2 separate regions of the Homo sapiens genome follow, and region 1 is linked to region 2. Evidence: chromatin contacts called from ENCODE Hi-C or POLR2A ChIA-PET data. All regions are on one chromosome and are shown on one strand. The core of a region is the stretch at or near the end of the contact, and the rest is flanking DNA. Distances in the headings are between cores, read along the strand shown. Region 1 holds the start of ARSF (arylsulfatase F). Region 2 has its middle 14 kb from the start of ARSD-AS1.

Region 1 (6,724 bases), core at 2,724-5,223, 150 kb before region 2:
AAATCATACACTGCCTCCTCAAGCTCATCTATAAAACTTGCTGCATTTCAGCAAAGAAGCAGCAACCCACTTCTCCAGGACCCCGCTCTGCTGCAGAGAGCTCTTCTCTTTCTTTTGCCTACTAAACTTCTGCTCTCAACCTCATTCTGTGTGTCCACGTCCTCGATTTCTGTGGCCATGAGACAATGAATCTCGGGTATTTACCCCAGAAAATGATGCCACTTCATTACCATGTGTGACCACGTGGCCACCCAAAAGTCAAAGGTTTCTCATTCCCCACCTCTTTATTTTTCTCTTTCTCCAATGAGTTTTATCTACATAATTTTCCATTTATTTTAAAGTGACCTTTAAATAGCCTCTAAACATTACATTTTCTTTGGCAAAAACCACATCTTTGTGTTTTTATAAACCTCACCAAAAATACATCTTACTCTCCTACTATTCCAACTCCCAGTAACCCTAATTTCCAGTGCAAAACCTAGGATTGCCTAATTTAATCTAACATTGATACAGGATGGCTGGGCTCCCGGCTAAACTACAACCTCAAGTCTGGAAGCTCGGCCCTAGTGAAAGCAGCTGACCTCGTTTCTCTGCCCAGATGATTGCCTTTTTGGCCTGCCCTGCCCCCTATCCTGTGCCCATAAGGACCAGACCAGCTGGCAGGAAGAAAAACGAAAAAGAAAAAGAAAAAAGCAACACAAGCAGCTGACCGGCAGGGATACAAGCTACTGAGTGGCGAGCAGAGAAGTAACTGAGCATTGGAGACTACAGATAAACATGACTAACTTCAGACGGTGTGGTTTTGGAGGGGAGCCCAGCCAGAGAAGGCTAGGCTTCAGAGAAACATCACCTTCTTCACACACCATCCCCTTTCCAGCTCCTCTTCCACCAAGAGCCACTTCCACTGCTCAATAAAGTCCTCCACATTCATCATCTTTCAGTTTGTGTGACCTGATGATTCTTGGACACCAAACAAGAAGTCGGTGTCCAAAAGGACAGATGCAGAAGGCTGTCACCTTGACCCTTCACTGAGCTGTTAACACATAGCTGTCCACAAACTGCAGGCTGAGTAACATGAGCCACTCCAGTTCCTGCCCACGAAGGGGGTCAAGGTCAGGGGAACAGTCCCATCTAACGTGACTCTAAGATTTTAAACCACTGGACAGGATTTTGAAATTAAATTTACCAAATTAGTCTTACCAAAGATTACTAAAGGAATGTCAATTAAAAGCATCTGAGCTAGCTTTTGGTTGTCTGATAAGCACTTACTTTTCTTTAAGCCATTTGATTAGAGCTCTTTCATATAATTTGGTACTGAAATATTACTTCCTCATGACAGATAGAAACTTACAGACAAGGCCAGGCATGGTGCCACACGCCTGTAATCCTAGCACTTTAGGAGGCCAAGACGGGTGGATCGCTTGAGCTCAGGACTGAGACCAGCCTGGCCAACATGGCAAAACCCCATCTCTACATAAAAAATACAAAAAATTAGCTGGGCGAGATAGTATGCACCTGTGGTTCCAGCTACATGGATGGCTGAGGTGAGGCAGGAGGATCCCTTGAGCCCAGTGCTCAAGGGAACAGTGAACCAAGATCACACCACTGCGCTCCAGCCTGGGTGACAGAGTGAGACCCTGTCTCCAAAATAAACAAATCAATCAAACAAACAGACAATAAATAAACTTATAGACAGACACACAGATAGAGGCACATCCTATAACATTTTTCACTTGCCTGTTTTCAAAAATTCTCTCTCTTCCTTTAGACTATTAATTTTTAAAAAATTACGGGAGCCAGCAAAAGTTGAAGGAGAGAGTTACCATCCCAGGCCTTTTCAAAAGAGGGAAAGCTCTGAGGCAAGCAGGATGCAGCAGAAGTGGAACCCCTAGGATGTCCATCTGAAGAATTTCAAGAAGAGATTATGGAATTCAAAAATAAAAAACTTCTTGCAATTTCACTGAGTACATCAGTATTTTAAGAAAATCTTGTTCTAACCAATGATCTCCTTTTGCATTACTGTATTTTTATTATTGAAGTCCAATACCTAGAATGATTATAATTTCCTTTTAGTTATAGCAAACTTAATTACATAAAAATTTTTTTGAATTCCTTTTTTACAGACTGTATTATGACTTGCACAGACCATATACAACCTGCTTGGATTTTCTGTTCTGTCCTAAACATCTCTCTTAAACAACAAGATTCTTTCTCATACAAAATTATTTTTCTTTTAACATTTCTTACCAAAAATACCTCCTTGTAACTTTCTTCTTCTTTTTTTTTGAGATGGAGTAGTCTCGCTCTGTCACCCAGCCTGGAGTGCAGTGGCACGATCTTGGCTCACTGCAACCTCTGCCTCCCGGGTGCAAGCAATTCTCCTACCTCAGCCTCCTGAGTAGCTGGGATTACAGGCACATGCCACCATGCCTGACTAATTTTTATATTTTTAGTAGAGGTGGGGTTTCACTGTGTTGGTCAGGCTGGTCTCAAACTCCTGACCTCATGATCCGCCTGCCTCAGCCTCCCAAAGTGCTGGGATTACAGGTGTGACCCAATGCACGCAGCCTAACTTTCTTTACATCTCTTGTTTCTTGGTTCCTTTTACCATATTTCATAAATAACCCTTAAATAAACCTAGAATCTGGCCGGGTGCGGTGGCTTGCACCTGTTATCCCAGCACTTTGGGAGGCTTAGGTGGGTGGATCACCTGAGGTTAGGAGTTCGAGACCAGCCTGGCCAACATGGCAAGACCCCTATCTCTACTAAAATTACAAAAATTAGCCAGGCATGGTGGTGGGCACCTGTAATCCCAGCTACAAGGGAGGCTGAGGCAGGAGAATCGCTTGAACCTGGGAGGCAGAGGTTGCAGTGAGCTGAGACTGCACCATTGCACTCCAGCCTGGGAGACAGAGCGAGGCTCCATCTCAAAAAATATAAATAAATAAACATGGAATTAGATGAAAATAACTTAGCTTTGAATAAGAACATATTTTTTAGAAAAGTTTTTCTATAATACAATTTATTTAAATTGAAAATGGCCCAGACATTTAGTGAATATCTATTATTTAACTTTAGATTCTAAATTATATTTATTTACAGGCATTTGTTTCATTACATTTACCTAATTAATTTTATAAAATCTTTTACCTAGATTATCTGTGAAAACTCTGATAGTCATCATTTAAAGTTATTTCCCTGTTAACCATTTTTATAGTCTATGAATTTTCTGTGTTTGCCTAAGCAAAAATTTTAAATATATATATATTTTACTGATAACTTGGGATTTAGCTCTTTTTACTACACTAATAACATTAAACGTCTTATTTCTCAAAAAGTACAGAAACAAAGATTATTGTGTTTCATGCTGGGTTGCTGGGTTTATAGTTTTGTAAGCCTTATGCCAAATTTTGACACCTTATAATATCTGTCAGAGGTAAATATGAAACTGCTTGATCAGTAAATGCAAACAAACATGTATGCTGACAATTTTTAAGATATTTCTAATACTATCGTACCAATAATTTTAAAGCCAGCTTATTTATTAAAGATTTATGTAAGTCACGTGAACTTGAAAAGCGTTTTGGCTTATTATTTAATTTATGAGTACTCTTTGACTTGAAGCCAATTTGACACTTCAGGGCTAAAGCACGTAAAAAATGTATATGTGCACACATATGTGCATGTACATAAACACATCTAAATACGCATGCACACTCACACAAAGATCCTATAGCTTTTACTTCAGAACTCTAGCAAGAGATATCAACACAAACTCACCAGTTTATACAAACAAAAAGGTTGGATCCCAACAGTGACTTCTATCTCAACAGCAGTGGAAAAGTAACAGAAGGGCCAGGAGTGGTGGTTCACGCCTGTAATCCCAGCACTTTGGGAGGCCGAGGCCGGCGGATCACTTGAGGTCGGGAGTTCGAGACCAGCCTGGTCAACATGGTGAGAGCCTGTCTCCACTAAAAATACAAAAATTACGTAGACGTGGTGGCGCACGTCTGTAATCCCAGCTACTGGGGAGGCTGAGGCAGGAGAATCGCTTGAACCTGGAAGGCAGAGGCTGCAGTAGATAGCGCCATTGCACTCCAGCCTGGGTGACAGAGCAAGACTCTGTCTCAAAAAAAAAAAAAAAGAAAAAGAAAAGAAAAGAAAAGAACAAAAAGTAAACAGAAGATTTAAAGTAGGCAGAAAAGAAAATAGCAAAATAGAGGACTTAGGAACTGATTGGTTGCAGGTTGACCTTTGGGCTGGAATTTTCTCTGGTGTAATGTGTGCAGCAGTTTAAAGTGTGAACAAGCACAGACATAATATGTAACAGGAAGCTTCTTGTTTGACCTGGCATGCCCTCAAGCTTTTCCCGCTTACACAAATACTTGCAAGTAGAGGAACCAGAGAACCAAAAGGGGTGCCCAAATGGGGGTCGCTCTCTCCGCCTTTCCTCATCCTTACATGCTATGTCTCCCACTTTTATTTTAAAATGAGGAACTAAACTGTGGCCTGGGTTTTAGTAGGGTGGATTGAAGTGTGCTGGCTGTGAGAGGGACTACACTGTGTGTCACCACTGAGTCTTTCTACCCTTTCACGTGTCTGAGTTTCTCTCTCCAGAGGTCTAGACCTCTGACAGGGCTCAACATAGCAAGTGATCAGCTCTTACACCTGTCTCCTGGATGAGCCTCTTAAAATTAATTTTGTTGTGTGGTTCCCTGTAGGGTCACTGCACATCATGGCAGGAGTCAATCCCCCAGAGACTCCCACTCAACCCCTACCACCCAGGGGTGGTTTTTGGCTAGGAGGAGCAAAACTCCCTTTCTTTTCCAAGCTGAGGAGGTCAGCCTCTCGTTTGGCAATTCAAAATTATGCCACAAAAGTGGCAGTTCAGTCTCTCACGCAAATGTACTCACAGGCCAATCGACATTAATTTGGGGGGAAAAGGGCAGTGGAGAAGACCATTTAGAATGCACCACCAAACCTAAAGTAGGATCCTATACAACAACTTCCTAGGAGAAAAATAAAAAGGAGGTAGAAAAACAGCTCAGAATGAACCAAGGACCATCAACCAAATGGAAGGTCCAGAGCTGCAGAGGACTCACCGGTTCCACTGGAGGAGAAACCTAAAGCCAGGGAGGGCTTCCAATGGCCCTGCGGGTAACTTAGCTCCGGGTTCGGGCAACTGCGTCAAGGATTCTGAGTCTTTTCTGAGGCCCCACGTGTAGGGCACCAATTAATGTCCATGAAAAGAGTCAAACTCTGTAAAATATTTGAAAAGAGTTATTCATTTAACCAATGGCTCACGACACAGCCCCAAGGAGGTCCTGAGAACAAGTGCCCAAGGTGGTTGGGTGACAGCTTGGCTTTATACAATTTACGGGGACAGGAGACATCAATCGACACATGTGAGATGTACATTGGCTTAGTCCAGAAAGGTGGGATTCCATTCAAAGTGAGGAACTTCCAGGTCGTAGGTGGATTCCAGGATTTTCTGATTAAAGACCTGTAATTAGTAGAAAGGAAATGTCTGGGTGAGGATAAGGCGTTGAGGAGACCAAAGTTTTTATTATGCACATGTAGCCCGCAGGTAGCAGGCTTCAGAGAAATCAGGTAGTAAATGTTTCTTATTAGACTTAAAATGGTGCCAGACTCTTGCTTAACCTTTCCTGGATCAGAAAAAATAATAATTTCACAGTGGAGAATTCCAACAGACACCACTTAATCCAGGTGATGAAATTTAACATCACCAGGACAGGACATACAGACATCATGCACTCCGTAACATGACACACTGAAAACTTACATCAATTCTGATGATTTTTTTGCCAAAAATGCATAACCTCAGTCTAATCATGAGAAAACACTGGACAAAACCAAACTGAAGGCTGGGCACAGTGGCTCAAGCCTGTAATTCCAGCACTTTGGGAGGCTGAGGCGGGCGGATCACCTGACATCAGGAGTTCGAGACCAGCCTGGCCAACAAGGTGAAACCCCGTCTCTACTAAAAATACAAAAACTAGCCGGGCGTGGTGGCAGGTGCCTCTACTCCCAGCAATTGTGGAGGCTGAGGCATGAGAATTGCTTGAACCTGGGAGGCAGAGGTTGCAGTGAGCCAAGATCGCACCACTGCACTCCGGCCTGAGGGATAAAGGAAGACTCTGTCTCAAAAAAAAAAAAAAAAACTGAAGAACAATCTATAAAATAATTGACCATTACTTAGATTGGATAGTGGAACAGAATCATATCAAATGCATCCATTTATTTTCAACATTTTGTTTGTTTTTAATTAAGCTGCCTCCTACACTACCGTATGTCCGGATTTTATGTTTATTTTCCCATTCAGAAAGCCTATCTTTTTTAAAGGAATTTTAATCCATCCATGTTTATTATGATCATGGTTATATTTGGATTGAGTCCTGCAGTTTCACTTTATATTATTTTCCCTTTTTTACACATATCAGATTTTCTGCTTCTTCGGTGTAATTCTTTCCCACCCACCTCTGATTGCATGAATCAGGTTTTCTTCAATCCACGCATTTCCCATTAAGGCTCTGAAACTTGTACACATCTTTTCTAGTTTTCTGGTGGTAACCACCTTTCACCTGTCAGCACACGTATTTAAGCTTATATTTTCTATCAAATATAAAGATAGTCATTACCTATGTCTTCTTCCCAGACGAAACAAAAACATGAACATATGCTCATTCTCTCTTTCTTCTCTGCT
Region 2 (6,483 bases), core at 2,859-5,358:
CACACACATATACACATATATGTGTGTGTGTATATATATATATATATATATATATAGATGATAGAATACTACTCAGCCATAAAAAGGAATGAATATATGTGTGTGTGTGTATATATATACATATATATGGGTGTGTGTGTATATATATATACATATATGTGTGTATATATATATATACACATATATGTGTGTGTGTGTATATATATATGTATCACAGTTTTTTTAATCCACTCATTGATTGATGGGCATTTGGGCTGGATCCACATTTTTGCAATTGTGAATTGTGCTGCTATAAACATGCATGTGCAAGTATCTTATCTTTTTCAAATAATAACTTCTTTTCCTCGGAGTAGGTACCCAGTAATGGGATTGCTGGATCAAATGGTAGGGAACATCCTTATTTCTGAAGATACAGGGATGCAGAAGAATCTGAACTATTAAATCAAACTAAAATCTGGCCTGAGAATGTCTCTGTACTCTCATACTTGAGTCCTTGTGGGTGAACCGTAACCTAACTTGGCAGGTAGGCGGGCGGACTGAAAAGCTAAGGTATTAGTCTGTTCCTGCGCTGCTGTAAAGAACTACCTGAGCCTGGATAATTTAGAAAGAAAGGAGGTTCAATTGGCTCATGGTTCCGCGGGCTGTATAGAGATCATGGCTGGGGAGGCCTCAGGAAACTTACAGTCATGGCAGAAGGCAAAGGGGAAGTAAGCGTGTCTTACCATGCCTGGAGCAGGACCGAGACAGAGTGGGGAGGTGTCACACACTTTTAAACAACCCGATCTCGTGAGAACTCTAAACCATTAGAAACCGCTGCCCCCATGATCCGGTCATCTCCCACCAGGCCCCACCTTCAACACTGGAGATTTGTGTGAGAACACACATCCAAACCATATCACCTAACTTAAGAGTATGCTTCTGTAACAAGCGACATCTCCACCAATCCCAGCAGCCATACTTCAACCACTCACAGGGAGCCAACTGTTCTAACCATGTTCAAATAAGGCAAACGCTGAGCTGTAACCAGTGGAATGTTTCTGTGTGTCTCTTTCATTTTCATTTTCTTTCTTTCTTTCTTTTTGATTAAACCTCTTTCTCTTCTGCAGCCCTGAGAGTTGGGGTACAGACATGCTGCATGCAACGAACCTATTATGGTTACAGTTTAGCCTGGACCAGGCAACAGAAGTGGGTCCTCAGAAGACACTGAATCTGCCATTCCTTGACCTTGGACTTCAGCCTCCAGAACTGTGAGCCACAAATGCTGGTTGGGGTAAGCCGTGTAGTCTATGGTGTTTTCTTATGGCAGCTTAAATTGACTAAGACAGCTGGGGAGCAATTTGGCAGGTAGTCTCTGAGGAATGGCTATTACCCGTGATGTCCCATCAACATCTTTGCCTGAATTGGTCCAGGTTTACGTGATTTCCATCCATCACAATGGCTCACCTTTTTAATTTTATTTTATTCATTATTTTATTTTTAATTTAATTTAATTTTATATTTTGAGGCGGAGTCTTGCTCTGTCTGTCACCTAAGCTGGAGTGCAGTGGCACAATCTCAGTTCACTGCAACCTCCGCCTCCTGGATTCAAGCGATTCTCCTGCCTCAGCCTCCCAATTAGCTGGGATTACAGGTGTGTGCTACCATGCCTGTTTTTGTATTTTTTGTAGAGATGTGGTTTCACTATATGTTGGCCAGGCTGGTCTTGAACTCCTGACCTCAGGTGATCCAGCTGCCTTGGCCTCCCAAAGTGCTGGGATTACAGGTGTGAGCCACCTGCTGTGCCTGGCCTGGGGTCCCTTTTATAAGGACACTTATCCCATTGATGAGTCTAGACCCCTAATTGTTTCCTAAAAGCACCATCTCCTAATACTATTGTCTTGGGGATTAAGTTTCAACACATGAATGTTCAAGGCACACAATGTTCAAGGCAAGCATTGAGACCATAGCAACAGCAAAATCCACAACACTGCCAAAGAATGCCCAAACAGCTGCCATTGTCTTCTACAAGACTCTACGCAACCTCCTAAAAGGCAGAATGCCTATACTGGCCTCTGCCAGCCATCAACAAGATTCCCGCTTTCCAGGCTCTCTGCCGACTCTATCCTATGAATTCTGGCTGGCCTTTGACCCTTCACTTCCCCAATGGACTCCCCTCTGAGAGAAGAAATCCATTTGAATGCAAGATCACTGACCAGTGTACAAAATGACAAATAAGATATCTCAGTGTTCTTGGACAGAGGCCAAGTCACCAAGTCACATGACCCGAACTGGGGTAGAAGACAGTAATGAAGGAAGGAAAGAGAGGTTCAGAATAGCCCATGAGCTGGATGAGCCCTCCTGAAGCTATTTCAATCTTGCTGTCAGAGGCTTTCGAATGAGAGCCACTCCATCTTGAATAGGGCCTGGGTAAAATGAGGCTGAGACCTGCTGAGCTGCATTCCCAGGAGGTGTGGCATTCTAAGTCACAGGATGAGATAGGAGGTCAGCTCAAGATACAGGACATAAAGACCTTACTGATAAAACAGCTTGCATGAAAGAACCTGGCCAGAACCCACCAAAACCAAGAGGTGACAAATGTGACCTCTGGCTGTCCTCACAGCTCATTATATGCTAATTATAAAGCACAGAATACTAAGAGACACTCCCACCAGCGCCATGACAGTTTACAAATGTCATGGGAATGTCAGGAGATTACCCTATATGGTCTAAAAGGGGAGGAACCCTCAGTTCTGGGAATTGCGCACCCCTTTCCCAGAAAACTCAAGAATAATCCAACCCCTGTTTAGCATCTAATCAAGAAATAACCATTAAAAAAGGCAACCAACAGCCCATGCTGCTGCTCTGTCTATGGAGTGGCCATGCTTTTATTCCTCTACTTTCTTGATAAACTTGCTTTCACTTTACTCTATGGATTCGCCCCGAATTCTTTCTTGCCGCAAGATCCAAGTGTAATGCCCAACCTGGTTTTTACTAACCTGTTTTTAGACTCTCCCTTTTCCTCTACTCACCTAGCCTTCTTTCCACCTGAATGGACTCTCCCTTAGCTAAGAGAGCCAGCCAGACTCCACCTTGGCTCTTTCACTGGCAGCCCCTTCCTCAAGGACTGAACTCGTGCAGGCTGACTCCCAGCACATCCAAGAATGCAGTTAACTGATAAGATACTGTGGCGAGCTACATCCGCAGTTCCCGGGAATTCGTCTGATTAGTAACGCCCAAAGCCTCGCGTCTATAATAGTCTTAAAGCCCCTGCACCTGGAACTGTTTACTTTCCTGCAACCATTTATCCTTTTAACTTTTTGCCTACTTTACTTCTGTAAAATGGTTTTCACTAGACCCCCCGCCCTCCCCTTCCTAAACCAAGATCTAAAAGTTAATCAAGCCCCTTCCTCGGGGCCGAGAGAATTTTGAGCGTTAGCCGTCTCTCGGTCGCCGGCTAATAAAGGACTCTTAAATCGTCTCAAAGTGTGGCGTTTTTCTAACTCGCTCGGGTACAACACAAGAACCCTCTCTTGGAATCTAGATAGGGACCCGTCTCCAGTAACATTGCCATTTTAATTTTTCACCCCTGGGTTTTGTCCCATCAGGGTCCATCCATTGGGTTATAAAATCTTTACAAGGAGAAATTCCTGTGAAGTCATTTTCCTGCAGAGCCGAGAGTTAGGGCACTGTGAGAAGTGCAGCAGGTCCTGGAGAGCATTCGTGGGAGAAGGGAAGCAGCAAGTGGTGCAGGAGGAGAAGGGGAGGAAAGGAAGAACCGCGAATGCGCCTGATTGGTGAGAACAAGATTTGGGGGTGCTTCTCCCATGGGGAAGACTTCTTGGTTTTAGCTTTCAAGAGCTCCTCATTGGAATTGGACAAGATGATGCCGATAAAGAGTAAAACTCTAAAATATTTGAAGAGATTTATTCTGAGCCAAATGTGAGTGAGCACGGCCTGTGACACTATCAGAGGCACTGGAGGCAGAGCCACTCCATCTTGAATAGGGGCTGGGTAACATGAGGCTGAGACCTGCTGGGCTGCATTCCCAGGAGGTGTGTGAGGCATTCATAGTCACAGGATGAGACGGGAGGTCGGCACAAAGCCCTCGGTGATAAAACAGGTTGCAGTACAGAAACCGGCGAGATCCCACCCAAACCAAGATGGTGACAAGAGTGACCTCTGGTGGTCTTCACTGCTACACTCCCACCAGCGCTGTGACAGTTTACAAATGCCATGGGAACGTCAGGAAGTCTCCCTGTATGGTCTAAAAAGGGAAAGAATGAATAATCCACCCCTTGTTTAGCATATCATCAAGAAATAACCATAAAAATGGGAAACCAGGAGACCTCGGGGCTGCTCTGTCTATGGAAGAGCCATTCGTGTATTCCTTTTCTTTCTTAAAAAACTTGCTTTCACTTTATGAACTCACTCAGAATTCCTTCCTGCACGAGCTCCAAGGACCCTCTCTTGGGGTCTGGATCTGGACTCCTTTCCAGTAACACAGCTATTAACATTAAAGTGTTAATTGACTGCAAATGCCAGGGAAAAGAGATGAAATGGTGAAGTATGAAGTATGACCTTCCGGGAGCCTCCACCAGAAAAGGAAGAAAGTCTCAGACCGGCATTCGTACAATCCCTAAACACACCGCACATGCTCACTTTCCAAGGGTAAGGAGGGCACTGCTTATGTGGGCAGCCCACCCCAAGGGAAGAATCATGGGTAAGAAAGAGGCCAGCACGTAAACTCCCAGGATCAAGGTTAGACTCCCTCGCTCTCGCTCTCTTTGACCTTCAGGCATGCACTTGCATCTCTTCCAGGAGTACCTTCCTTTCCTCCTGTTCTAAGGCTTTTTAAAATAAACTTCCACTCCTGCTTTGAAACTTGCCTTGGTCTCTTTTTCTGCCTTACGCCCTCAGTCAAATTCTTTCTTCCAAGGAGGCAAGTATTGAAATTGCCGCAGACCCCTACAGATTCGCCACTGGTAACTCAGGGTAACTCGGATCTCCCCACTGCTATCAGGCACAGAGTTTCAGTTTTGCAAGATGAAAAAGTTTTGGAGACCCATGCACAGCAATGTGATTAGACTTAACTCTACTGAACTCTTAACTCTACTCCCCCCCTTTTTTAAATTTTGGTATTTTTTTTGTAGAGACGAGGTTTCATCATGTTGCACAGGCTCATCTCCATCTCCTGAGCTCAAGAGATCCACTCACCGTGGCCTCCCAAAGTGCTGAGATTACAGGCATGAGCCACCGCAGCTGGCCTGAACTGTACTCTTGAAAATGGTTAAGATAATAAATTTAATGTTTTGTGTTTGCACTACAATAAAACATAGAGAGACCCCAGTTTATGTTGCTTCAACTCTTGCCTCCTTTTCCTATATTTTTCTCTTCCGTTTTCTCCTCTCCTCCCTTTTTGTTACCCCCACTTTCCCCTGAACCTTGACATATTGCAAAGCCTTGCAAAATAAACTGTTCTGAGAGTTGCTGAAAAGGGATTGCACCCATAATACCATGAAAGAGGTATTGAAACCACAGCAACGACAGTCTCCAATGGACACGATGCCAGGTTTTGCAACAGCTGAAGATGAAGAAAAGTGTAATTTGTTTTTTGGTTTTTGTTTTTTTTTTTGAAACAGAGTCTTGCTCTGTTGCGCAGGCTGGAGTGCAGTGACACGATCTCGGCTTACTGCAACCTCCGCCTCCAAGGTTCAAGCGATTCTCCTGCCTCAGCCTCCTAAATAGCTGGGATTACAGGAGCACACCACCACGCCTGGCTAGGTTTCATATTTTTAGTAGAGATGGGGTTTTGCCATGTTGTCAGGTTGGTCTCGAACTCCTGACCTGAAGTGATCCACCCGCCTCGGCCCTTCAAAGTGCTGGGATTACCAGCGAGAACCACTGCGCCTGGCCAGAAAAGTGAAATTTGGGCCAGTCCTCAAAAACATGTACCCCTCTCTCCTCATCTTACAAAACTCAGATCCTGCTGTGCCACAGTGAATCAATTATCTGTGCACAGGGGCCGTCTGGTGAGGATCTGCTGAATAAAAGCCCTTAGCTGTATTCAAGTCATTTCTTTTCCTTGACCACCTGTTCAAGCAGAATTAATGAACAGGCGTCTACCATGTTTACTAATATTTCTAAGTTTTTTTTTTTTTGAGACAGGGTCTTGCTCTGTTGCGTAGGCTGGCTAAATTTGTAAACGTCATACACAGTCATAAACATTTTTTATCTTAATGGTAATTTTTTCTTCTTCTTCTTTTTTTGAGACATAGTCTCACTATATCACCCAAGCTGGAGTGCAGTGGCGTGATCTTGGCTCACTGCAGCCTCCACCTCCTGGGCTCAAGCAATATAATTTTTAAAACCCAAGTTATTGGCAGTATCTCTAAAGATCTCAATAAGGCCAGGGACGATGGCTCACACCTGTAATCCCAGCACTTTGGGAGGTAGAGGTGGGCAGATCGCTTGAGTCCAGGAGTTCGAGACCAGCCTGGGCAACAT

The links. A loop is a pair of places that touch in the nucleus more often than their neighbours do. ChIA-PET counts read pairs that join two places held with the same protein, here RNA polymerase II (POLR2A). Pooled maps may share reads with other maps.
Region 1: a map of K562 shows a loop between it and region 2 (4-fold over the local background). The contact joins the promoter of ARSF here to the enhancer-like site in region 2. A Hi-C loop is called at or near these places in 10 of 168 maps with a recorded cell type or tissue (CD14-positive monocyte, Caco-2, Calu3 and 7 more), 10 of 37 single-sample maps with no recorded cell type and 16 of 50 pooled maps. POLR2A ChIA-PET finds 5 or more read pairs at or near these places in 1 of 52 experiments (activated CD4-positive, alpha-beta T cell).

What each region holds. Positions count from the first base shown.
Region 1 is chrX:3,038,720-3,045,443 of GRCh38, reverse strand. It overlaps ARSF (arylsulfatase F), which reads right to left and starts at 3,973. Exons shown (of 11, transcript NM_001201539.2): 1 at 3,781-3,973.
Region 2 is chrX:2,887,521-2,894,003 of GRCh38, reverse strand. No RefSeq gene overlaps it. Among named protein-coding and RNA genes, the nearest start is that of ARSD-AS1, 14 kb to the left of the region's middle. RefSeq lists enhancers at 1,499-2,189, 3,950-4,039, 3,708-4,299. Within about 2 kb of position 4,108, at least 2 of the 41 ENCODE cell types and tissues checked have a DNase peak (open chromatin) inside an H3K27ac peak, as active enhancers do; they include body of pancreas, where a contact is called at or near this core.